Regions from separate parts of the Mus musculus genome. Here all the other regions are linked to region 3. Evidence: chromatin loops called from intact Hi-C (ENCODE). Cell type or tissue: heart. All regions are shown on one strand.

The links. A loop is a pair of places that touch in the nucleus more often than their neighbours do. Peaks named below come from ENCODE experiments on the same cell type or tissue, not always from the same donor. Only the 100,000 strongest peaks of a DNase experiment are listed, where the experiment ranks them.
Region 1: a loop joins it to region 3, with 2.2 times the contacts of the local background. A loop is called at or near these places in 2 of 42 quality-filtered maps.
Region 2: a loop joins it to region 3, with 2.2 times the contacts of the local background. A loop is called at or near these places in 2 of 42 quality-filtered maps.

The regions. Positions count from the first base shown.
Region 1 is chr3:36,765,858-36,773,857 of GRCm38, reverse strand. No RefSeq gene overlaps it. Among named protein-coding and RNA genes, the nearest start is that of Trpc3, 80 kb to the right of the region's middle. In heart, no CTCF peak of the experiment used is centred here; a DNase peak (open chromatin) is centred at 3,537.
Region 2 is chr3:36,751,539-36,759,538 of GRCm38, reverse strand. No RefSeq gene overlaps it. Among named protein-coding and RNA genes, the nearest start is that of Trpc3, 65 kb to the right of the region's middle. In heart, no CTCF peak of the experiment used is centred here; a DNase peak (open chromatin) is centred at 4,978.
Region 3 is chr3:36,685,119-36,693,118 of GRCm38, reverse strand. It overlaps Trpc3 (transient receptor potential cation channel, subfamily C, member 3), which reads left to right and starts at 2,952. Exons shown (of 12, transcript NM_019510.2): 1 at 2,952-3,321. The coding sequence starts at 3,140. In heart, CTCF peaks have their summits at 2,854 and 4,088 (motif pointing left); DNase peaks (open chromatin) are centred at 3,088 and 4,078; H3K4me3 peaks cover 1,804 bases; H3K27ac peaks cover 1,247 bases.

The DNA of each region.
Region 1 (8,000 bases), 81 kb before region 3:
GATGATGGTGAGTAGTGATGGCCCTTAATGTACCAACAGTCCACGGCCACACTTCCCGAAAACCGCCTAAGAGCAATTTAGAAGCAAAACAGTGCTGTCAAAATGAGTCAAGGACTCCAATCCCTACCTGCAGTTTTATCAAGAGCAGGTCAGTAAGGAAATATTGAACTGTGTCTTTAAAAAGCTTTTCAATGAATAATTAACACCCAGAAGGAGAGAAACGGAGAGTCGTCACCCTGTCTTCACTGTCATAAAAATTTGGAATCTGAAAATTTCATCTCTCCCCAGAAATATTTGAAACATGGGAAGACAGGCTTTTGCTCCCCGTTGATCCATGCCTGGCTTCAACAGCGAACCTACAGAAGTGGACGGCATGTGAGTACCCGGGTTAAAATCCCAGTCTGAAGGCTACCGTTCTGCCAGAAATGGATTATTCTCTGTGCATGTTTGAAGGAAAAGAAAAGCTTTGTTTCTAGATCAGATGGGACAATGGGAGGATGGGGAGGAACTGTATCCAAATGGTGACTTAAGTGTATGCTCTAGCTAAAGTCTACAACTAAGAAAGTACCTAGGAGCGCAGGGCAATTACAGCCAATCAAAACAAGGCTTTGCACCATGATGGGCCCTACCAATGGAGTCACAAGCCACTCATTGGGCCAGCCCACAACCTTTCCAGAGCAAGCCAATAAATGTTCTGTCTTATGATACTTGTGGTTGCTTACAAGTTTTATTAAAAGTACTTCCAAAAGTACACTGAATAAAAATCAGAGAGAGCTGAATGACTTTGAGGCTCGGCAACTGGACTGGAGGTTTCAAAAGACCTACAGTGTTCACAGGAGCAGGCCCTTGTAGGGCACTGATCCTAGAGCCAATTACAGTGAGGCAGTTCATCTGAAATTTAAAGTTCTGAAAGCCATTCTTTCTTTTCCTTCTGCTGAGGTCAATGACCATCTTGTTTTAAAAATTCCATTTCCACCTGGATGTGATGGCTGACCGCAGCACGAGTGCAGCAGCGGGGGTGACGGTTCCAAGTAGAAGTCGTGGATGTGAAGTCTGCTCAGAATTTTCCTATAGACCGTCACACATCCTGGTTAATGTTTGCTGAACTCCTGCTGTCTGTGTTCATGGAGTGTTCCTTGTTAGCTCTCTCTCTCTCTTTCTCTCTCTCTCTCTCTCTCTCTCTCTCTCTCTCTCTCTCTCTCTCTCTCTCTCTCTCTCTTTCTCTCTCGTGTGTGTGTGTGTGTGTGTGTGTGTGTGTGTGTGTGTATAAATCACAAGAGAGAGGAAAGCAGATATTGCCTGCCCATGATTTTAAGAGCTCAGCTTGCTGATGATTTGCAAATATCTGGAAATATATTACATTAGCAATTTTCTATTTTTGCTGAGTCAAGACACATTAATTCTTTAATAAAATGTATTGTGTCTCGAAAGAGAAGAAATAGATTTCAACAAGGGGTAAAACACAAGAAAACAGACATGGCCAGGGAGAGGGAACGTTCCTGGGCAGCAGGAGGGGCCAAAACTGGGGGCTTCAATTTGGCTTTCAGTTTCTGGCAGCTTAAAAAACAAAGAAGAAAACAGGAAAGAAGGAAGCTTAGCGTATTTCTTGTTGTTTTCCTGAGAGAAAGGAGAAGCTCACGTTCTACTGCAGTGGGAATGCTATTGCAGAAGTGAAGCCTGGTAATCATGGGTAATTTCCTGACAACATCAATTCAACAAAGACACATTTTACCTTCCCCAACATGAGATGGATTTGTTTTCCCATAATATGTGTATTAACAACAGATTGTGCCCAATAGCTACCATGTGGAGCGAAGATGATTTGTGTTCCGGTTTGTAGTGTAAGCACAGCGCCTAAGTCCAGAGTGTTAGAGATAACAGCCTTTTATTAGTTCCAAATCTCTTCCTCTTTCATTATTCTAATAGCTTCCAAACTCATAAAGGCAAAGGATATAGAAGGATATGGGTCCTAAAAAGATGGCTCAGTAGTTAAGATGTAAGCATGATGAGCCAAGTTCAAATCTCCACCACCCACATAAAAAGCTGACCCCGGCTGCCTGTGACCCCAGCATCAGTGCAATAGGAAAAGGCTGAGAGCTAGCTGGCCAGCCTTCTCGGCTAAAGAGGAAGCTTTTAGTCAGAGTTGCTGTCTCCCTGCTGTAGAGTGGAAAACAACAGAGGAATATACATGCCAGTGTTCATGCGTGGTCACCTACATACTCATGTACACACAGTCAAAGGGAAGAGACCCACTTTTCTGAGAATGGGCAACCGTAACATAGATGATTCACAAGGAAATATTTTGCAACTATTGACTGCAATATGTTCAAGAGAATACCCGGATTTACTCTCATTAAAACGTTTTATAAGCCAGTTTAATAGTTTTATTGGGGTAGTCATAGAATGGCTCACTTATTTTCCCTTTATTAAGGGTGTGCTTTTAATGGCTTTTTAAGGACACACTTACATTTTACTGTGTAAGTTATAGTGTAGATAATTCCCACATTGACAAACTTCAATGTGCTATCAGGGCAGAAACTAGCATTTTCTTTTCTAAGTTTGCACAGGTGATCAGGGCTGTCCCCTGACGTGGAGAGTACTGGAGGAGAGAGGTCTATGAACCCAGCTTCAAACATGCTGGCACAGGGGTTCTCTGAGACATGCAAGTGGTCCTGTCAAGCACTCATGCACTAGAGGGCAGGTCAGGGCTGAACGTGCAGGCTAAGGAACAACAGTGAACAGTGAGCAGGGTAGCTAAAGGCGCAGGTCTGGATGAAACTGGAAGGATCTTATAACCAAACTTGAATGGAAGTTTCTTTGCTCGTATGATTTTTAAATGTATGTTATATTACTCTAGTATGAGAACAATGATTAAAGTGTACCATTAAGATGTTGTTTTTATATGGCCATTTAAAAAATGAATTTGTATTATTTAACACAAGTAAAAATACAGTGTCTTAAGCTCTTCTTACAGTGGAATTTCCAGTGTGTTATTGTTCACTTGCGTTAGATGGGCTAACTGACAATTCCTAGCTACTTTACTTAAGAAGATAATTATTCCACAGTCAGTCACAGAGAGCTCGTTGAGAGCCTGAACCTGCAGGTTTTCTCAATGTTTGAGAGGATGGTGTGTTAAAGTCATCCTTTGTTCAAAGATAGGTACATGAAAAAACAGACTCCAGATAAGCAAGACATGTCTAAGTATGAAATCCAAGACTCTAAATCTTAATCTGGATCTGTTTTCAATTAAAGAGGTTTTTGTTTTCTGAATTATACCCTACCTAGGTCTCTAAGAATGCGCCAAAGTCTGAATTGTAGTAGGCCCAAGATTTATAAAACACCTGATGGAATCTTAGTAGATAAGTTATTAAGGAAAGCAAGGGGTTAAGTACTTAATAGAAAAGATGAAGATAATATAGGAATAAACAAAAGGCAGGCATCAAAAATTCTGATCGAGGGACCATCTCTTTCAAAACAAGCATGCAGCCATAGACAGAGACCTGGTTTAAGGCAGCCTGAGTGAAGGAGAGACTGAATGAAGGGAGCACTGGTGTCCTGCTGCTTGAGAACACAGCATCTGGTTCAGCAATCAGGAAAAATTAGTGTCCTGTCATGTGACAGAGCACATCTGGAATCCTGCACTTAACCCAGTATTCCCAGAAAGCCACATTTAAACATGAGGTTTATAGTTTTCAAAAATAGGCCCTATTACTTTGTTTTCATAATACTAAAAGAAGAGGCAAAAACAAGACAAAACAAAACTGGGGGAAAAGAAAAAAAACAACAAATCAGAAAAACATGGGAATGACTTAAAGATGTCAAATCAAAATATCTGATGGAACAAAAGAAACTAATTTCATGGGCTGAGAGGAGTTGCAGACCCAGTCACATTTCTCTCAAAGTCCAAAGAAGGTGACAGAGCTTGGTGGGCAAAACAGAACCAAGTAAGAAGAAAAGAGTATTCTTAATATAATTTGAAAGTTAAATTTCAAGTCAGTGCATGGAGTAGCAGGTTTCATTGTGGCGATTTACACATAATTGTCATTGCTCCCATTCTCATTGGTGTCTCTGCCTCTCTGCTGTTCTCTTCCGTACTATTCCCTGGAGGCCTCCTCTCCTCTTGCTCTCAGACCACGTGCATCCCATTACCCTTTCTTTGCCCAAAGATTTCTTCCTCATGATTCTTTTTTTGTCACAAAGACACAGACAGACAGACAGACACACAGACACACACACACACAATTTTAGAATTCCATATGTAAGATAAATTATGTGGTACTTGTCTTTCTGAGTTTGGCTTACTTTGCTTATCACGACATCCAACTCTATCAATTTTTCTGCATGGTTTCACGTTTCTTTATGGTCAAATAAAACTCAGTTGTGTTTATGCACCACATTTATGCGTTTGTTGATGAACATGCTGGTTTCATCTCCTGGCTATTATGAGCAGGGCAATAATAAGCATGAGTGCACAAATATCTCTGTGTATGTCGATTCTAAATCAGGTATTTACTCGAGTGGCCCAACCAGATTGCATAGTAGTTCTGTTTTTCATTTTTTAAGGACCCTCCATACTGATTTCCATAATGGTTGTATCAGTTTACTTTCCTACTAGCAGTGAATAAATATGTTCTTCCTGAGGCTGGAGAGATAGCTCAGTTTTCCTAGTACGTACAATGACCTAGATTTGCTCTCGAGGACCAGATAAACCAAGCCTGGTGATATAGATAGATAGAGTGAGATGGAGGTGGAGAGATGCCGTAGATGCAGATGTAGATGTAGATGCAGATGCAGATGCAGATGCAGATGCAGATGCAGATGCAGATCTATAATCCAGCACTCAAGAGGCAAAAGCAGGAGGACCAGAATCTCAAGGCTTTCCTCTGCTTCATATCACGTTTAAGTCTAGCCTTAAAAATAAATATTTTTAAAGGGTTTCTCTTTCCCACATCCTTGCCAGAGTGTTTTCTTGATTATAGGCACTTTGACTGGGATGACACAGATTTCCAAGGCAGTTTTAATTTGCCGTAAGCTAAATTTGATGGCTAAGCATGTTAAACACTTTTTTCCAAGTATTTTTCTGGGTACTTGCATTTCTCTTTTGAGAAATATCTACTCAGTTTGTTAAAGTCTTTTTTTTTTAATTTCTAAAATAGTGTTACCACATTCCTCTTTGGCTTTTGTCACTGGCTTGATTGATTGACTGATTGATTGATTGGTTGGTTGGTTGGTTCTGTCATTCCTGTGTGCATGAGATATCTGTGGTCTGGTGGGAGGTGACAGACAGACATGCCATGTCACACACACTGAGACCAGAGGACAACTCTATACCATGGGTTCTTTCTCTCTTCCTTCGCGTGGTCCAGGGGGTGTTGGGTTCTGATCACCAGGTTTGTGTGGCAAGCATTTTACTGCTGATTTATAAACCCTCCCCCCTTGAGACGGGAGTCTCACTTTGTAGCCCAGAATGACCATAAACTTGAGAGCTTCCTATCTCTGCCCCCTGAATACTGAGATTATAGGCATGCAACCAAGCCCAGGTTAAATTTTATTATAACATTTCATTTGTGGGTAGGAGGAGCCATGGGAATGGGGAAATCTCCTAACATTCTTTGAGATGTTTTAACTTTCTCATAGAGGCAAACAGAAAATCTGGAAGATGGGAGTGAGGATTCCAAAGGACATCAGGAAACATTTATTGGGAGTCATAGCTCAGCCATCTCTATTCAAAAGGGAGTAGACTATAGAGTAGCAGTCTAGTATATCCCAAGTGGCTGGATAGAGAGTGATGGCCACTGTGTGTCATTTGGAACATTATTTCTCAATCCAGCTTTCTTTTGCAGGATTGGGGATCAAACTCAAGGCTCATACATGCTACGTAATCACTCGACCTTTAACTTTAAACTAGATTTTTCTTTTTACTGCAAAGTCTTGTGTCAGTTGACACAACTAAAGTCATTTAAGAGGAAGGAACCTCGATTGAGAAAAATAAGATCAGGCTGTAGCCAAGACTCTAGGGCATTTTCTTGATTTGTGATTGATGGGAAGGGTTCAGATCATTGTGGGTGGTGCCATCCCTGGGCTTGTGGTCCTGGGTTCTATATGAAAGCAGACTGCACAAACCATGTGGAGCAAGCCAGTAAGCAGCGCCCTTCAGTGGCCTCTGCATCAGCTCCTGCTTCCAGGTTCCTGTACTATTTGTGTTCTTGACTTCCTTTGAGGAGGAACCATGATATGGAAATGTTAGTCAAATAAACCCTTTCCTCCCTAAGTTGCTTTAGTCATGGTGTTTCATCACAGCAATAGTAGCCCAAGCAAAGACACTCTGTAACCTTCAAATTTGGCCTTGAATTTGCCACCCCCAGCCTCAACGTCCTGAATAGCTGCAATTACAGATGTGTGTCTCAGCAGAACAGGCTTGCAAAATGACCTGTGCTGTGTGACATTTGCTCAGTGGATGCCACCAGGGAGGCCTCTGTGGTAACCTGGGTTTTAATGCAGCTAATGTAGGCTACCTTTGTGTACACCTCCTCTGGTGTCCTGCATTCCAGTCATTCTGTGTCTTAGGCAACCATTTGATGTTGTTTTCCTAGTTCTTTGATTTGCTGGGTACCTGTAGGGTGCTGACTTGCATTTTGTAGAGAGCACTGAAGAAACAAGGAATGTTTTCTGAGAGCTTTTGTGCTCAGCAGTGTTTACTGGGGTGCTATTTAATACCACAAGATGCTAATGGAGTGCTGTGAACTGCAGGCAAAGGCATAGCCTTGCTTCTCTGCACTCCCTCCCTCTCCTCCAACATCAGCTTGCCTGCCATGATTATTATGTTTTATTCACTTCCCTTTTTACCAACTACAGGCGTCCAGCATGGGCGACTGATGCGTCATTTATTCTTTCCTAACTCCGTGATTAGAACACCGGTCTGTAATTCAGGAGCCCAGCAACGTTCTATACACTTATCCAAGTATACACTGGTTTTGGTGCAGGGAAGTACAAAGTCATTTAGAGCAGGGAGAGAGGTCTGGAATACAGTAGCTAACAACTTGACACCATTGATTTTACTCCACAGTGGCCAGTGTTTTAATTTAAGCCATCCACTTACCCATGAAACAAGATGAAATGTTTCCCTATGCTGCTTAATTCACACTTTGGTTCATGTTGCTAATATTTTTCTACAAATACCCAGATTCTAAGTTTAACAAGTGAGCTACAGGTCTAAGGAGAAAGAACACACTGAGTTCTTTGGCCCCACTTAGGAAGAGTGTAATGGCAGCCATTAATGGCAAAGGACCCGAGCATTGGCGGCCTTCCATGCAGCCTCACCTTTCACGTCTCCACCCAATTCACTTCCATCAGATCAAGTGAGATTGAAACTGTCAAGCAGTGTTTGTTCTTATGTCTGTGGGTTTGTTCACACAGAAGATTTTAAAATTTCATATGAATTTTATAACTGCTCCGATATATAGAGGAAAGCAGAAAATGCAATAATAATGACTAGGAAGGTATGAATTCTATGCACAGGCTGTACTGAGATGTAAGAAGTGGAGAATAATCCAAGTAAGTTTATCGTCATGCTAGAAGATGCTCTGCAGGAGGAGGGAGGGACTCATTAATATCACCCAGCTACAAACCTCATGATGCACAATAGTGACCTAACTGTAAGCGACTGCAGCAATGGTGGAAAAGATCTTACGGGAGTAGCCAACCACTTTGTTTTTAATTGCATTTGAGGTCCGCTCCAAGAGATACTTGACACTGCTAAAGTGTCTAAGAACCTGAGACTAGACAGGTGATGGGCCTCGAGGAACTCCCACCACTATCGTTCTGCTAAAGGAAATAGCAATGAAATGATTCCTAATGACATTCTGTATGTCTGTATCCCATGTGTATGCCTTGATCAGCTCTCATTGGAGAAGTTTCTGTTTGTGGTAGATAGTAACTGACGGGAAAACACACAGCTGAGTGTGAGAGTGAGAGAGAAACTTTGGAGCACTCAACCCTAA
Region 2 (8,000 bases), 66 kb before region 3:
CTACCAGCCCAGAGATGGCACCACTCACAAGGGGCCTTTCCCCCTTGATCACTAATTGAGAAAATGCCTTACAGTTGGATCTCATGGAGGCATTTCCTCAACTGAAGCTCCTTTCTCTGTGATAACTCCAGCTGTGTCAAGTTGACACAAAACTAGCCAGTACAATTGACCCCTTGTCAACTTGACACACAAACACATCACTAGTAAGCCTCAACCCTTACATTCTTATTCATCCCCAAGATCTAAATAACTTTAAAAGTCCCACAGTCTTTACATATTCTTAAATTTTCAATCTCTTTAAAATATCCATCACTTTTAAAATCCAAAGTCTTTTTACAATTAAAAGTCTTTTAACTGTGGGCTCCACTAAAACAGTTTCTTCCTTCAAAAGGGGAAATATCAGGGCACAGTCACAATCAAAGCAAAAATCAATCTCCAACCGTCCAATGTCTGGGATCCAACTCACGATCTTCTGGGCTCCTCCAAGGGCTTGGGCCACTTCTCCAGTCATGCCCCTTGTAGCACACACGTAGTCCTCTAGGCTCCAGATGCCTGTACTCCACTGCTGCTGCTCTTGGTGGTCATCTCATGGTACTGGCATCTCCAAAACACTGCATGACCCCTTCAGTCCTGGGCCATCAATTGCAACTGAGGCTGCACCTTCACCAATGGCCTTCCATGGCCTCTCACAGTGCCGAGCCTCAGCTGCTCTGCATGACACCTTCATACCTTCAAAACCAGTACCACCTGGGTGACTCTTACACATTACCAAGTCCAGCCACAGCACAAGGTACAACCTTGGCTTTCTCTGGAACATAGCCTCTGTGCTTTCAGAAAACACTTCCCAGAAGATGTCACCTCAACGATGCTGGTCTCTTCTTAATCACTGCTAATTTCTTAGCTCCAGCTAACCAGCATCAATAGTCCCAGTAATTCAAAGTTTTTGCTTTAGTAGTTCTGGTATCTTGTTAATCACAGCTGATTCTTCAGCCCCAGCTAACCAGAACCACAGAATCTTCACAACCAAAGTAACAATGGCCCCGAAAAGAGTCTTTACTTTTCCCTCTGAAATTTCACAAGCCAGACCTCCATCTTCTGCACTGTTTTTAACATTATCTTCCAAGCTCCTACACAACATCTGACAGAGCTCTTAACACCAAATGGATCTTCTAGCCCAAAGTTCCAAAATCCTTCCATAGTCCTCCCCAAAACATGGTCAGGTTGTCACAGGAATACCCCACTCCTGGTACCAATTTGTCTCAGTCAGGGTTTTTATTCCTGCACAAACATCATGACCAAGAAGCAAGTTGGGGAGTAAAGGGTTTATTCCTCTTACACTTCCATACTGCTGTTCATCACCAAAGGAAGTCAGGACTAGAACTCAAACAGGTCAGAAAGCAGGAACTGATGCAGAAGCCATGGAGGGATGTTCTTTACTGGCTTGCTCAGCCTGCTCTCTTATAGAACCCAAGACTACCAGCCCAGAGATGGCACCACTCACAAGGGGCCTTTCCCCCTTGATCACTAATTGAGAAAATGCCTTACAGTTGGATCTCATGGAGGCATTTCCTCAACTGAAGCTCCTTTCTCTGTGATAACTCCAGCTGTGTCAAGTTGACACAAAACTAGCCAGTACAGAGGGGAAAGGGTCCATTGTGGTAGGAAGGTACAGCAGCATTGGAAGTATGTAGGCTGTTTATTCACATTTACTGTGGATCTTCCCTCTCTAGTTAAACTTATCTGGAAACACTCACAGACATGTGCAGAAGGGTTATTCCTAAGAGATTCCAAACCTAGCTAAGACAACCCTGGAGATTAACCATCATGCCTGATGAACAATAGCTGACCACTACAAAGGAAGTTGGTAGCTGGTGTGGTAAATTCACTCAGGCTAGACTAGAGGAATTACTGTTAGTGTTGAGAAGTCATGACTGACAACTGAGGTTTAGGACAGCCATCACTACAGAAACAAAGACACCCTGGAACATAGGTACCAATTTCTTTATTTTGTAAACTTAGCAACTAGCAACATAGATGACAGAGTTCTGAGTATTGAAGCAACTCTGTAGTGATGCACAGGAAGAAAGACGCTGATTTTGACACAGAGCCACATCTCCATCGTCTGAGATGGTCCAAGCACAAGGACCTAAGCTCTGATCAGCACCCACATTAGAAAGCTGGGTGTGCTGCTCTCTGCCTGTAACCGAAGTTCTGGGAGGTGGAGACAGAGGATTCCTGAGACTCACTGTCTAGCTGAACTGATGGACTCCAGGTTTTGTGAGAGACCCTGTCTCAAAAGCTAAGGTAGAGAGCGATGGAGGTAGACGCCCAATATTGACTTTGGTCTCCCCACGAATGCACACTTGTGTGCATTTGCATATAGTGTGTACACACACACATACATTTCAAATTAATTACTTGATACATTTCAAACAACAAAAATTCTTCTATATGGGGAAAATCAATAGCTAGGATTCTGATTTATTACCAGTTTACATTTTACCAGAGGGCATGTCAACCGTCGTCTCTTTCCAAATAGCTAATTCTAAGGTCTGAGGTTATATGACTTACCCCTCACTTCTAGCTAGAGCTCTCCATCAGCCTCATCACATGACCTATTCCAGCCCCACCTCCAACCCCAAGAGCATTACATGGTCTTCACATCAAATTTCTCAATCAACTGTCACCACATCTCCCTGTTTCATTTGGCTTGAAACCAAGCTGTCAACACTCCATATATGCTAAGATCATCTTGACTACTTTCAGAGAGAGATTTTCTAGTTTTTTTTTAAAAACTTGAGGCATTTTAGATTCTTTCAGCCAATTCTTCAAAAGGCATATTAGCATTATTTTTGTATGTGCTAATCATCAGTAACTAACGTCATTCATTCTCAGCCAATATCAAAACCACTTTTGCTAAGTAAGGAAATTGAGCATTCAATAAATGGAAATTCGTCTTTCAGAGCATCAATTCGTGGTGCATTGATCTACAGAAGGCTGCTGTAAATGAGGTTCATGCTACACTGAACAACTACAGAATATAAACATGTATTGATGGTTTGGAAGTATTTTGGCTACAAGAGCACCTCAATGGAAAACACACCCATTGGAACACCTCATCTGTGGTGTCAGCGGTCAATACAGCGCACACCCTGGAAGGATTTAGATGTAGGTTGGAGATGGGTCTTCATTATGATCTTATAGAGAACTTATAAATAGCAGAGACAGGAGACAGCCCCAGATGCTGCAAATGAATGCTTTTTCCATGCTGTTGGGTCTTTACTGTCACTTCCTTTTTTGTGCCACATCATAGGAACTTAGGACCCATGGTTCTTGGGTATAGGACTTCTGTTGATTAGGAGCTATAATAGTCATAATTGTTGGGTTTTGGTTTTTGCTTAGTTTGTTTGTTTGTTTTTTGTTTTGTTTTGTTTTGTAGGCAAAGTCTCGTGTAGTCAGGCTGGCTTTGAACTCAGTTTGTACTAAGGATGACCTTGAACTTTTAGTCTTACTGCCTTTACCTCCCAAATGCTGAAGTTAGAGGCATGAGGCTCCACAGTCAAGGTCTAGAGACTGAGCCTGGCCGCAAGCCTTGTGTGTGCTAGACAAGCATTCTACCACTGTGCTTCATCCACGGGTATCACAAGCATGACCGTTTATATAATAAATGAGACTCCCCCAGTAGAACACATACCTTTGTCTATACCAATGAGGCAATGAGCCCATCATGCAGTGGTAGATTTTTTAATCAAAAAAGGAGAATTTTGTATCATAGTGTAAAAGAGTATTTAAATACCTGACCTAAAGTTTCAGCTTTCTATATATTTCTACATAGATCTTTTAGGCAAGCCAGGAATCTGTGAGAAATTAATTTGCTACTCAGACTGCCAGGCTCCTGGCCCAGGCTGTTTCACCAGGGACCTGTGTTCTCACCTCTGGTCAGCTGCCACTGTGCTGTAGCCTCTTCTAAAGCTAACTCAGCACAGATGTAATTAGCGAAGACTAAGGCTGCGATGGGCATGTGAATAACAGTCTGATACATCAGAATTCAAACTGACAGCACCAATGAAATCAAAGCATCATTAACTCCCCCGACAAGCGATGTCTCAGTTTGCATAGATGTTAATCCAGTTTTGAGTGTATGACCCAGTGATCATCTGCTTGGACCGTATCAAATACTTAATTCCTTACTTCTCTGCTTTGTAATAAGGGCCCCTGCACCCTATATAATTCATAAATGATAGCTATACTTATTTCCATTCTAACAGTGGAAATCTGATTATACAAGAAGCAGAGATTAGACAGTTTTAGGACACACTGTTCAGGGCTACAGAAATCAATAGCCGAATCCCAAGTGTTAGCAATATTGTAAAATAAGGATTCTATAAAAACAAATGCTGTTCACATTTCCTTTTATCTTGTGTTTTTGATATTGTCTCTACCTTATCACTGGAAATACAGTTCAGAATGAGATTTGAGTCCCTTGTCAATAGAGGGATGATCAAAGACATGGTAAAGATAGTTGGAGAGGTGGTGGAAGATGGATGTAGCCAGATGGATATGTTATGTAAGGGGGAACTTGATTAGGTAGATATGGTGCGATGGTAAATAGGGAGATATGCGATTGGTGTGAATGAGTTGATCTGATTGGCAGTTGGAAGGCTTCCTTATTTCATGAGCAGGTGACACAAATTACCCTGTCTGCCAAGGATAAATTCAAGTTGGGGAGAAGGGCCAGCTCAGGCACTATTTGAATGGGAGGACACTGTTGCTGTGGTAACAGTAGAAAGAGTGAGACAGACATAAACAGGAAGGATTGAGGGAGCTGAAACAGCTGACTAAGGAGGAAGGTTGAGAACATAGTAACTAAAACAAACTCAGGGTTCAGATCCTGGAGTCCCGTGGGATTGACAGAACGTGATTAACAGACCACAAATACACAGGACACAGATTATTCTTAGAAATACCAAAATAACACACTGCATGACTTCACTTGCGAACAGAGTTGACACACTGGTGACATGAGCCCATGGTGTGAGCAAAGAGGGTTTTCCTGGGCTTCCTGTAGCGGTGATGGGAGGGAGTGAGTCCAGGGGACGTTGGAGCTGTTGTTTATGTTGTGTCCAGATACAGAAGTTGTGACAGGACATGCCAAGCTGGTGGAGCCACCTGAACTGTGTACTTTCTCCCCATGGACTCTGAGTACCTTCTACCTCAATACAAAGTGAAGCAAAGCTTCCAATGATGGTCACTGTAGAGAGTGAGCCAAGAGGCCAGGGAGGGAGGACACCGTCTGCTTGTGTGCTGGAAGCTGGCTGCTGGAGGGTCCACTCTGTCCCTTCAAAAAAATAAATGCAAGTGTTCTAACATCTGGGACGCCAGAATGGAACATTGCTTGGAAGTATCATGTTTTAGGCAAGGTTCTGGGTACCTCTAATCCTATCTGGCCAGTGTCCATCCTTGCAAAGACATAGGTGCTAGGAATCTGTGTGAGGATGAAGGACCAAAGTGACTAGTAACTCCCAAGGGAATGACAGATTCCTGCAGGCAACCAAAGTCCAGGACCAGCATCCAGACCTTCCTCCCCATTTTATACAGGGGGCATGGCTCTTCACCAGAAATATAGTAGAATAAACTTCTGTTGTTTCAGACCAAGTCAGTGGTACTTCACTGGGGTCGCCGGCCTTTACAGATGCTTCAGTGACAGTGAGAGGCAGCACAGCCTGAGCGTGGAGGAGTAACAGATTCACAGATGGTGCAGCCCTGCCCAGGCCTCTAACTCTATCCACACTCTTGAACCACTGCCCCTTGTTGCCTCTCAGGCTGGGGGGCAGGCTCCCTTAGGCACTTTAATAGATAGTTCTTCCATTAAAGTCCTCCAATTACATCATCCATAAGCCCTCTGATATGAAGAGGAAATCTGGGTCTTTTCAATTATATTCACTTGTACATTATAATTCCCAGCACACATTTAAAAGAATTGTTGTCAAAAGAAAATCTCTAACAAAAGAAGTAAGACGTTATGGTTCCAACATATAAATTTTTCCTTTCTGTAGTAAAAGATGGGATTTATATCACCACCATCATCATCACTTTATCATTAATTGTGTTTCAAAAATCAGAACTATTCTGACCCAACTGTGGGACAGCCAAGCTAGAGATAAGCTACTATAATTTAACAACAATATTGTGTGCCTGGAGAGCATTTCATATATTTATATCTTCAACTCTATGATTACTCCCATTTTCTAGACAAGGGGGTCTAAGAGCCTAAATTATCCAAAGTGACACATATAATAACTGTTAACATTTAGGACCTACACCCAAATCTCTCACATATCAAAGTGGCATTTTTTTTCCTCATGTCAAATGGTAAGGGATAGCTTGCCCCTCAAAGACTAATCAATTTGGGAGAGGGTAGGAATTAATCTGCCTTAAAACCAAATATGGTTCCATTCCAGGTTCCTAATCCCGGCTGGAGTTCAATGACGGAAATAATCTCTCTGTTCTGTAAATGAAGACACAGGCTTTTGTGGAATGAGTCGTTTCCTTGAAGTTGCACAGGCATTCAGTAGCCTAAGCTAACTTCCTGCCATCCCAGTATCTCTGTCTGGTATGTTGCGATGAGTTGAATCTGGCCTTCTACATCTGTGAAGCCTGTAAATAGGCATGTTTATCAGAACAGAATAGGGCCAGATATAGCTTCCGGGGTTGGGTGGAGTGCCTGTTCCTCAGAGTAATCAGGCTTAGCCTCTTACAAACCATATGTAAGAGAAGTTGTCAGTGTGGAGAAATATTTATCAGGATGAACCCATAGGCCTAGGATCAATTGAACCTAAGACTAAATTGGATGTTCAGTGGAATAAATAGCCCAATGGGGCAATTCCAGGCACAGGACTAGCCTTGCTGGAGCTGAACTAAAGTTGAAACTTAATTGATAGACAGAAGCATTTTCAGATTGATATTTGTTAAGTTTGATATTATGTAAACATTGTAAATTGGTAGATACAGTTTGGCTACATCTTTAAAACAGTAGCAATAAGAACACTGGAAAGGCAATGGAGTGTTACAGTGTAGCTATCATTGTTCTCTACTTACAGCTTGCCTCTCTGCCCCCACATAAAGCTTCTTTCTCTCCAGTCACGATACACCTGTGGTCCACCTCCCACAGAGACATTTGAAGAAGCTTCAAACTGTGCTGGGTAGGAGGGTTGGGGAGTCCTAACAAGGTAAAAATTGAAGTTGGTGCTTCTGAAACTTAATGGGATTCAGAGATGCCCTGGAGAACACTTGTGCACATGTCTGGGCATCCCCCAGACTTCCTGAATGGGCAGCTGGTGTCTCCAGCATACATAACAAGGTGGCGGGCACAGTGCTGCCTCTTTGGGAACCTCAGGTCTCCTGTTTCTCACCACCTGAGCTCTCACCCAGCCGCAGGTCATACACTTGAGGATAGAGTTAGGATTCCAAACTGAAAAGAATATCAGAACATCTATTCTCACCATGAGCAGAAACCAAAGGATGTAAAGTAAAAACAGAGAAATGCCGACTGCCTTGTCACAGTGTGCTACCTCACCAGGCTCTTCTAGATATAGATTGTCAAAGAGAACAACACAGATTTCCTCACTTAGCTAATTCCCCAAGGGCATAGGACTAAAGGAACGATAAGAGAAAGAAATGAAGAAAATGAGGTGAAAGGAAAAGAGCAGGAAGAACTCACACTTTAATTCAGATTTCCTATTTTAATTTCTTCATGAAGCATACAGTCGGGACAAAGAAAGCAAGACTCCCAGACCTTCATAGTACATGTTCTGCCTGGTTTGATGTCAACCTGACACAAGTCAGAGTCATTTTGGAAGAGAAAACCTCAAATAAGAAAATATCTCTACCAGGTTAGTCCATGAAGCATTCTCTTGATTGATAGCTGTGGAAGGAGGCCCCTGTGGGTGGTGCCACCCCTGGGCTGGTGGTCCTAGGTGTTATAAGAAGGCAGGCTGAGA
Region 3 (8,000 bases):
GGTGGCACTCATTCACAGCCACAGTACTCAGGAGGATAAGAAAATCATTATCAAGTTGGAGGCCAGGCTCGGCTACATGAGACCTTGTGTCAAAATCAGGATCATTAGCCTCTGATGGTATAGGCCCCTTGTCCCATGAGAATCAGCATAGATCATAGGTTAAACTGTGTCTGTGCCCCAAACTCAAATGTTCAGGCCCTAATCCCCAGGATCTCAGAATATGACACTAGTTAGAGATGGTTTTCAAAGACAGAAAGAAGCTAAAATGTGGTGGCATTTATTTTGATCCCTAACCTAATGTGAATGAAGTCTCTATAAGAAAAGGAAAGCAGTAGACAGGTCAAAGGGAAGGATATGTGAGGACACAGGGCAAAGACCTCCTCACCCCGCCCGCCCCCCCCCCAAGCCAAGAAGAGAGGACACAGAAGATAAGTCTGCTCACACTTAGAACTTGGACTTTCAGCCCCTGATATGAGACAATACATTTTGGTTGTTTAAGCCACTCCATCTTTGAAATGTTGCTATGGTAGACTCTGTTAACAAATACTTGGGACTCCTGCACCCCCAGAGCCTTAGAAGACCAGGTCATGAATTTGATGTGTAAATTTTAGAAACCCGTGAACTTGTCAACTCATTCAGCATGTGCTGTCTTCATCCTGTGCACAATGGACTCGGTTAAATGGCAATGACAGAAGATGGGTTTTTCAAATAGCAAAACCAAGAAGGAACGTGAAGTTCAAACAGGAGACCAGCACACAGGAGTTAACTTGAAGGATGGGATCTCATACACAAGAGACACTCAGGATCTCCTGGATCTCTTGGGACTCCAGATGGACATCAGAGACTGTCAGACTAGAGGCCACCTCTCTCTGGCTCTTTGGGGGAGAATAGAAGGTGGGTGAATAATAAGACAGTTCAGTGTAGGTAAATGACACAGAGACAGGGAAACGGGAAAGTGACCTTGATGTTGGTGGTACAGGACAGGAGTTACGTACAGATGTGTCCATTATGCAGAGCAAGAGAAGACGCTGGAGAGTTAGGGTCAAGTCACAGAAGGCTTGCATAATGTGATGGTTTGTATGAAGTAGGTGTGGCCTTGTTGGAGTGGGTGTGTCACTGTGGGTGTGGCTATAAAACCCTCATCCTAGCTGCCTGGAAGCCAGTATTCTGCTGGCAGCCTTCAGATGAAGATGTAGAACTCTCAGTTCCTCCTGCACCATGCCTGCCTGGATGCTGCCATGTTCCCACCTTGATGATAATGGACTGAACCTCTGAACCTGTAAGCCAGCCCCAATTAAATGTTATCCTTGTAAGAGTTGCCTTGGTCATGGTGTCTGTTCACAGCAATAAAACCCTAAGACACACGACAGATTTGGATTTTTAAAATGAAAGCAGGAGTCACCAGTGGGTTTGTTTTGTTTGTTTGCTTGTTTGTTGGTTTTAATAGAGAACAGTCATGATCAGACTTTGTTTGAACAAAATCTCCATCTTAGGGAAGAGGTATGCTACAGAAGCCGGGAGGACCACGAGAGCCTGGCTGGAGGTAGAGCTACTGAAGTGCACAGGGGGTCTTCTGTGAAGTCTCTTCAAAGATGGAATCAAAGGGGATCTGGTAACTCGGTTGTGGAAATTAACACTTTCCTATGAAGTAGCACATGAAGCAATTTCCAAACGTTCCCATCTTCCCGAAGCAGGGATCAAAAAACGCCAGTGCTTCCTTGAACCTTTGCTTGCATACTGCCAGTGCAAGGGATCCACAGCACTTTATGTGCGTTTGAAGAGCTACGCGAAAGGGAGCCACAGTTCCGTACTTTTGTGTCTTGAGTTCGGAGAGAACCATTTCTCCATGAAGCACAGTAGCCACTAAATAATGCTAGCAGTGAACTAACCTCCCTTGTCTTAACCGAGCTCAGCTGGTATTTCTGTGATTTTCCCAGTATGCCTTTGCGAAGGCATCTGCCTGACTGACGTAACAGAAAGTCTTGAATACTGTTTGGGTCTGAGTGGAGTTACACCTCGGTTCTCTGCTCCCTAAAATTCTCATTGATCATACTCTGTAACCCTTCATCCCCGAAATTTGAGTGACCTTGAATTTCAAAGTGCATTCCCTTAAGTTTTAAAAATAATGGAGGAGGGGCAAGTTCCATTCCCTGCACCCTCTTTAAAACCTTCTGTGTTGGCACAAGCTGGGGAGGTAGAGATAGACAGATTTGTGGCTTGCTGGCCCACAACCTAGTCTAGTCTAATCCAGGAACCCCTAGGTTCCAGAAAAAGCTTCTGTCTCAAAAAAATAAAAACAAAACAAACAAACAAAAACCAAGGTGGATGACCTAAGGAAGACTAGCAGAGTTTGACCTCTGGTCTCTCACACCCCAGCACACATATGTGCACCTGCTGCTGTAATTTATGGAGGCCGAAACGGAAGAATTGCTGTGAGGTGTGGACCAGCCTGTGCCAGATGCTGACTTCCATGCCATCCTGGGCCACAGAATAAGACCTTGTCTCAAAAACAAACAAACAAAAAACGAACAATTTTCTCCCTTGAAAAACGCTTCTTGAAAAGTACAGAACTCGAGTTAGCATCCCACACGTTTAGAAATTGACTGGCTGTGAGGCACAGGGACCCAGGAACCGCACTTAAACCCCTGTGGATTCTGCTAAGCCTGACAATGGGAAACTAGCAATGCTTTGCTTTGAAAAATCTAGATAGCTGAGCGTGCATTAAAAAAACCTAACAGGTCGAGTATTCCATTTCCTTTCCTAGGACACTTGTGTCTACAGATGCATGAGGGTTCTGGGTCTCTGGTAAAAAAGGAGGGTGGAGGGAAGTTTCTGCTGTTTCTCAGCTCCCCACCTGCTGGTTTGTCTGATTCCTGCACAGCGCTGTCTGCGAGGGACTGGTCTCCCCTCCTCCCATCCCTCCTTCCTCCCCCCTCCTCCCTCTCCTCGCAGGGAAACCGCGCCGTCTCGCCGCGATGCTGTCGGGCCGGCAGACCGCGCACAGCCGGCAGCGCGGCCGCGGACCCCAAGCTCCGCTGCAGGTCGCGCGCTCCGCCCGGGCGTCCCCAGCTCCGCGGGCCCGGTGCTTGACCCGGGGCAGCTGGGCTGCTGACTGCGGGCGGCAGGGAGCTTGGCCGCTATGTCCACCAAGGTCAAGAAGTGCCGGGAGCCCGCGAGGGTGACCTTGCCCGCTCCGGAGGAGGAGGAGGATGGCGAGGCCGAGGGAGGCGAGTCGCAGCGCCGCCGCCGGGGCTGGAGGGGCGTCAACGGCGGGCTGGAGCCGCCCTGCCCGCGCGCGCCGCCGTCCCCGGGGCCCGACGCGTGAGTACCCGAGCGCGGCCGAGCGGGGCGGGTGGGACCAGGCTCGGGATCCGGACTGGTTAAGCGCGGCGCTAAGCGGGGCCGGGCCAGGCTCACGTGCATGCATGCACTGCCCGTGGACCATCACCGACGGCGGGGCTCGGGGAGAGAGAACGAGGCCACCTGGGCTAGGATTTGGGACTCGAACCCGGAGCTACCCGGAGGTCCTGGACCGTTTTGTGTGCACAGGACCTGCGGCTGGTCCCCCTATGCCTCTCCAGCTCGCCGTGGAGGCTGGAGGACGGGGCTCAGCGGGGCACAGTGCTGTGCGGGGTGCACTGAGTGAGATGAAAGCTTCCCTGTAGGTGTGCGTGCTCACACCCAAACCCGAGGGCAGTGGCTCTGACAGTCAGTCTCTTAGGGCCAACTTGGACGATGGGTCCCAGAAGGCTCAGGGCCGGTGACTCTTCCCCCTTCCCTCCAGTTCTGACTTTTTCCTTCTCCACGTCTCTGTTGTTTCTCTTTTCCTCTGCAAAAGTAGCAGTTAGCAACCAAATGATTGAGAAAAGAACCTGTTCATTCGAACAATACAGCGCCGGGCCAGCTTCCAGAGGCAAAGATGCTGAGGGCACTGCTCTACTTCCCTCGGCGATGCGCTGCGCGTGCGGGAAGAGTGTCCTGAGAGGAAGGGGTTGGGACGTGGGGACCCATTTCGGTCGTGGCTCCTCCGGGCCAGTGGGCTTGTGGCTTTCCTGTCGGGGGGACGGGCTCTGCAGCGCCGCCTGCTGCCCAAAGTCTGTCTGCTGCAGGATCTGTGGCTTGGGGAGGTTGGACCGGTGGAGAACTCAGGCCAGGCCAGACTGGACTTAATAGGCTGGCAGGGAACATAAACAGCAATCATTCCGGAAGGGTCCTGATTTAAAATCTGCTACGCACCCGGGAGGAAGTCAGAGACTGTGAATGGACATGGAAATGGCCCCGGAAATGGAGAGAAGGCTCATCCTTTGGTATTACATCCCTGTCAGCTCACTTCCACCCTCTAAAGTTTCACACTATCCGCTTTATTTCTGTTTCCATAAAACCCATAAACTGGGTTTTATGAACTTGTATAGTTTCTTGATTTTTATGAAATTCTTCTATTACCTTAAATAACTGGTACATAGGGAACTTGATTATCTGTGGAAGTAAGGTAGATTCGAAATTATGGCTCTCCCTTCTGAAGTTTGAAGTCAGTTACACAAAGCCCGGGAGTGAGTTCTACCAGAGGCTCACTACCTGACTGCTGAGGTCACTCCTCTGCCACATCTGGTGACTTTACACCGTGCAACAAGTGTGTGGTCTTTATTTTTAAAGTCGAGAGGGCTGGGTCACTTCATGGATCACCCCCTTTCCATTTATTTGACACTTGGTGACATCAGAAGCTGTCTTGCTACCTGCAGCAGAGAGTAGTTCCGTTCCTCCTATGGTGTTGAATAGGGTAAAGCCACGATGTCTCTGCATCACTGTTGAAAGGTGAGCAGAACAGCCTTGGAGTCAGTATGTAGAGTGGCATAGCCAGTCAACAACTTAGCAGAGCCAGCCCAGGGTCACATTCATAACTGCAGTGGCACAGCTGAGCTTAATACTCAGTAGAATCCTAAGAATAGGACCCACTTTCTTTCAAAGTCCTGTCGCCAATGTGGTAGGTTAGCTTACAAGTAATGTGCTTCCTCATAGTATCTTACCTTCTTTACCATCCTTTCCTCTCCCACTACTCTCTCCTGTGCCGCCCTCTCCTCTGCTTCTCTTCCTTCCCCTAGTTTCCCCTCTACATACTGGATGTATTTCATTACTATATTTCCCTCTTCCATGAAGATTTCTTCTTCTCCACTCCTAATCCGTCTTCTAGTTTAGTAACAGAAGCAAACATGAGTATGCACACAAACACAGACACACACACACACACACACGCGCGCGCATCACATACCTCATGCATACGCGTGCACACACACATTCTGTTGCGTATTTGTTTGGTCTATGTTCCAGACTTTCACTTGGGAATCTGAATGAGCTGATGAGGGAAGAATGCCTTCTATTAAGTCACATATGAGATGCCTCCATCCTTGGATAGGACTCTTGACTCAACCATTGACTCAAACAAAGCAATTCTATCTCTATTGCTTGCAGACTAGCAGCACCAAATAGCATCATCAAAGCGAAACTCATTCAGGAAGTTTTGATTTGTTAAGTATATCTGATAAATATGGAAAGGTCTAGAAGTGTGTTCTCATGAGTTCCAGCTCAAAGACAATTCTCAAGGAGATGTATGCAAAGTGCAGGCATGGTACAACAACCACAAAGACAAGGAAAAAAGGTTCCCTCTGTGAGGGAAAGCAACAAAGATGCCGGACCTGGACAATGATGCTATCAATCTGAAGAAAATGAGTATTAATAAAAAAAAGTATGAAAATAGAGCTGTAAAGAGACAAGGAGAGCAGGAGACAAGCTTATTTGTTTGTGAAGAAATTAAAGAAACCGATATGGGCTGGAAGGATTCTTAGGATGGCATGCAGTAGCTAATTATTTCATGCTCCGTCCCTCAAAATGCCAGGGATGTTTCAGAACCATGGCAGCTGAGTCTGGTTGGAACATAGGGTGTGAGAAGGAGAGTGGTGGGTGTGGTTTGGAGGCCTTGTCATTCTGGACATCAGTGTGAAGGTCTTATGTGTCAAGATATGGCAGTAGGGAGCCTTTGGTTGTTTAAAAGCGGACTCGATGTGATCAAAGTCTCTCTGTGTAGTATGCACTGAAGTGGCAGTTGATGGAATAGGAAGCAACTGATTAGGAGGCTGCTGTAGCTGTCAGGGCTGAGCTTGAGATAGGAGAAGACTGGGAAAGAGAACATGCAAATGGAATCTATGGGATTGGGTTTGTTTGTTTGTTTGGTTGGTTGGTTGGTTGGTTGGTTGGTTTTTAGTGTACTTTGCATGACTAGTTTTTAGAAGAAGCTGGATTAGGGAGACTCCAGGTATTCTAACCAGGACTATTGAGGCCATTGTAGAGAGGGCCTTGAGAAGATTCTGAGTCGTCAGGTGATTCTCATTATGGTGTCCACCAAGAGATGGAAATTCCAGGCTGGAATTTGGGAGAAGGCGAGACCTTGCTGTCTGGTGGACCTGTTGAGGCATTGTATGCTCACATTAGATTGTCCAAAGGACCATTCAAGAAAAACAGAGGAATCCTTGAGGGGAAAGTGTTTTGACAGAAAGGAGGGAGAAGAGGAGCGAGGGCAGGGTGGTGCTTACTCTGGGCTGCCTAGAGAATTTCAGGAAAATGGAAAATGGACACAGTTGTGGCAAAAACTAGAGACAACAGACATTTGTGCATCTACTGTAAGAGCAAGTCAATCCTGGTATATGTGAACGAATACCGGCAAAGATATTATAATTCTCAGAATGCTTTGTTTAACAGAGGCAGACTTCTAGAAAAAGAGAGTTCTGTGCCAACCGTTAGTTATAATGAAAACAACAGTCTCTGTTTATGTACACTCTGGTTGAATCACAGCTCCATAGAACAGGGTTTGTCACTGTCATTGACAAATGAGGAAATCGCCACACATAGCAACATAATTTCCAAAAGTTACTAAGCAAGGCACAGTCCGCTCTTAATGCTCAGTTGTTTGAAAGGGTGGTCTGAGGACACAGCACTTCAGATCCTAAGCTGCCTAGTTGAATATAGGTTTCTGGGGGTTAGTTTGGCTATGGGATAAGGACCCGTCATATGGATGTGTTTAGATATCAGATTGTAAGTAACGCCTCCTTTCCGCCACTGGAGGAGAACTCAGTTCTCAAGTGACTGCTGAATCTCTCTAGACTGGCAGGGAAAATCTGACTAGTGTTATAAAGGGAGAGGCAGATGTCCTTGCAAGGAAAATTCCTTGTTTAATTTTCAAGCAAAGCACAAAGTGGCACAGAACTTGAGACCCTCAGTAATTTGACACTTTTCACTATATCATCAGATTCATGCCCCAGGGGCACACTTTCATCTTGTGGGATACAGAACTGTCATTTTGTTAGTTTGTTTCAAATTATTTTTATACAGTGTCAAAGCAGCACACAAACATAGCTTTGGATGCTAGAACACTAACCCTTCTATGAGCAGCAGGTCCCAACTGTTCCGTCAGCCCTCATCTTCTCCTGTCCACTCTGTTTCTCCACCCCACTTTCAGCTCCATCATGTAATGACACTTTGATACACATATCATTGAGGGACCATCAGAAATCTTGAGAATTTTTGTTCACGTATACTTCTTATTCTCCCCTCATCTTCCACAACATGATTTGTTACAATTTCTGGACAACATCTTTATATCTTCATTATTTAACCATGCAACCATATTACTTAGAGCTAGCAAACAGTCTAATAATGCTACATTTCTTTTATAGTTATGTAGTTTCCTTGAAATAACTTTGTCACATTTGGGTTTTGGTTCTTTAGCTAAGTCTTCTACAGAATGTGTTCCTGAAAATATCCCTTCTAGAGTTCTCAGACTTTGCATGTGGCCTCTAAGCTTTTCTTTCCTTAGGAAGCTTTTAGAATGGTCCCTTTATCTATTCTCTTCTGGGGCTGTGCATTGGGGGATGGGGGCTGTTTTTACTGCTGAACTTGGTGACACCCTTGACTTGGAGTTGGTGTCCCTTTGTTCTGGGATATTTTCTTGC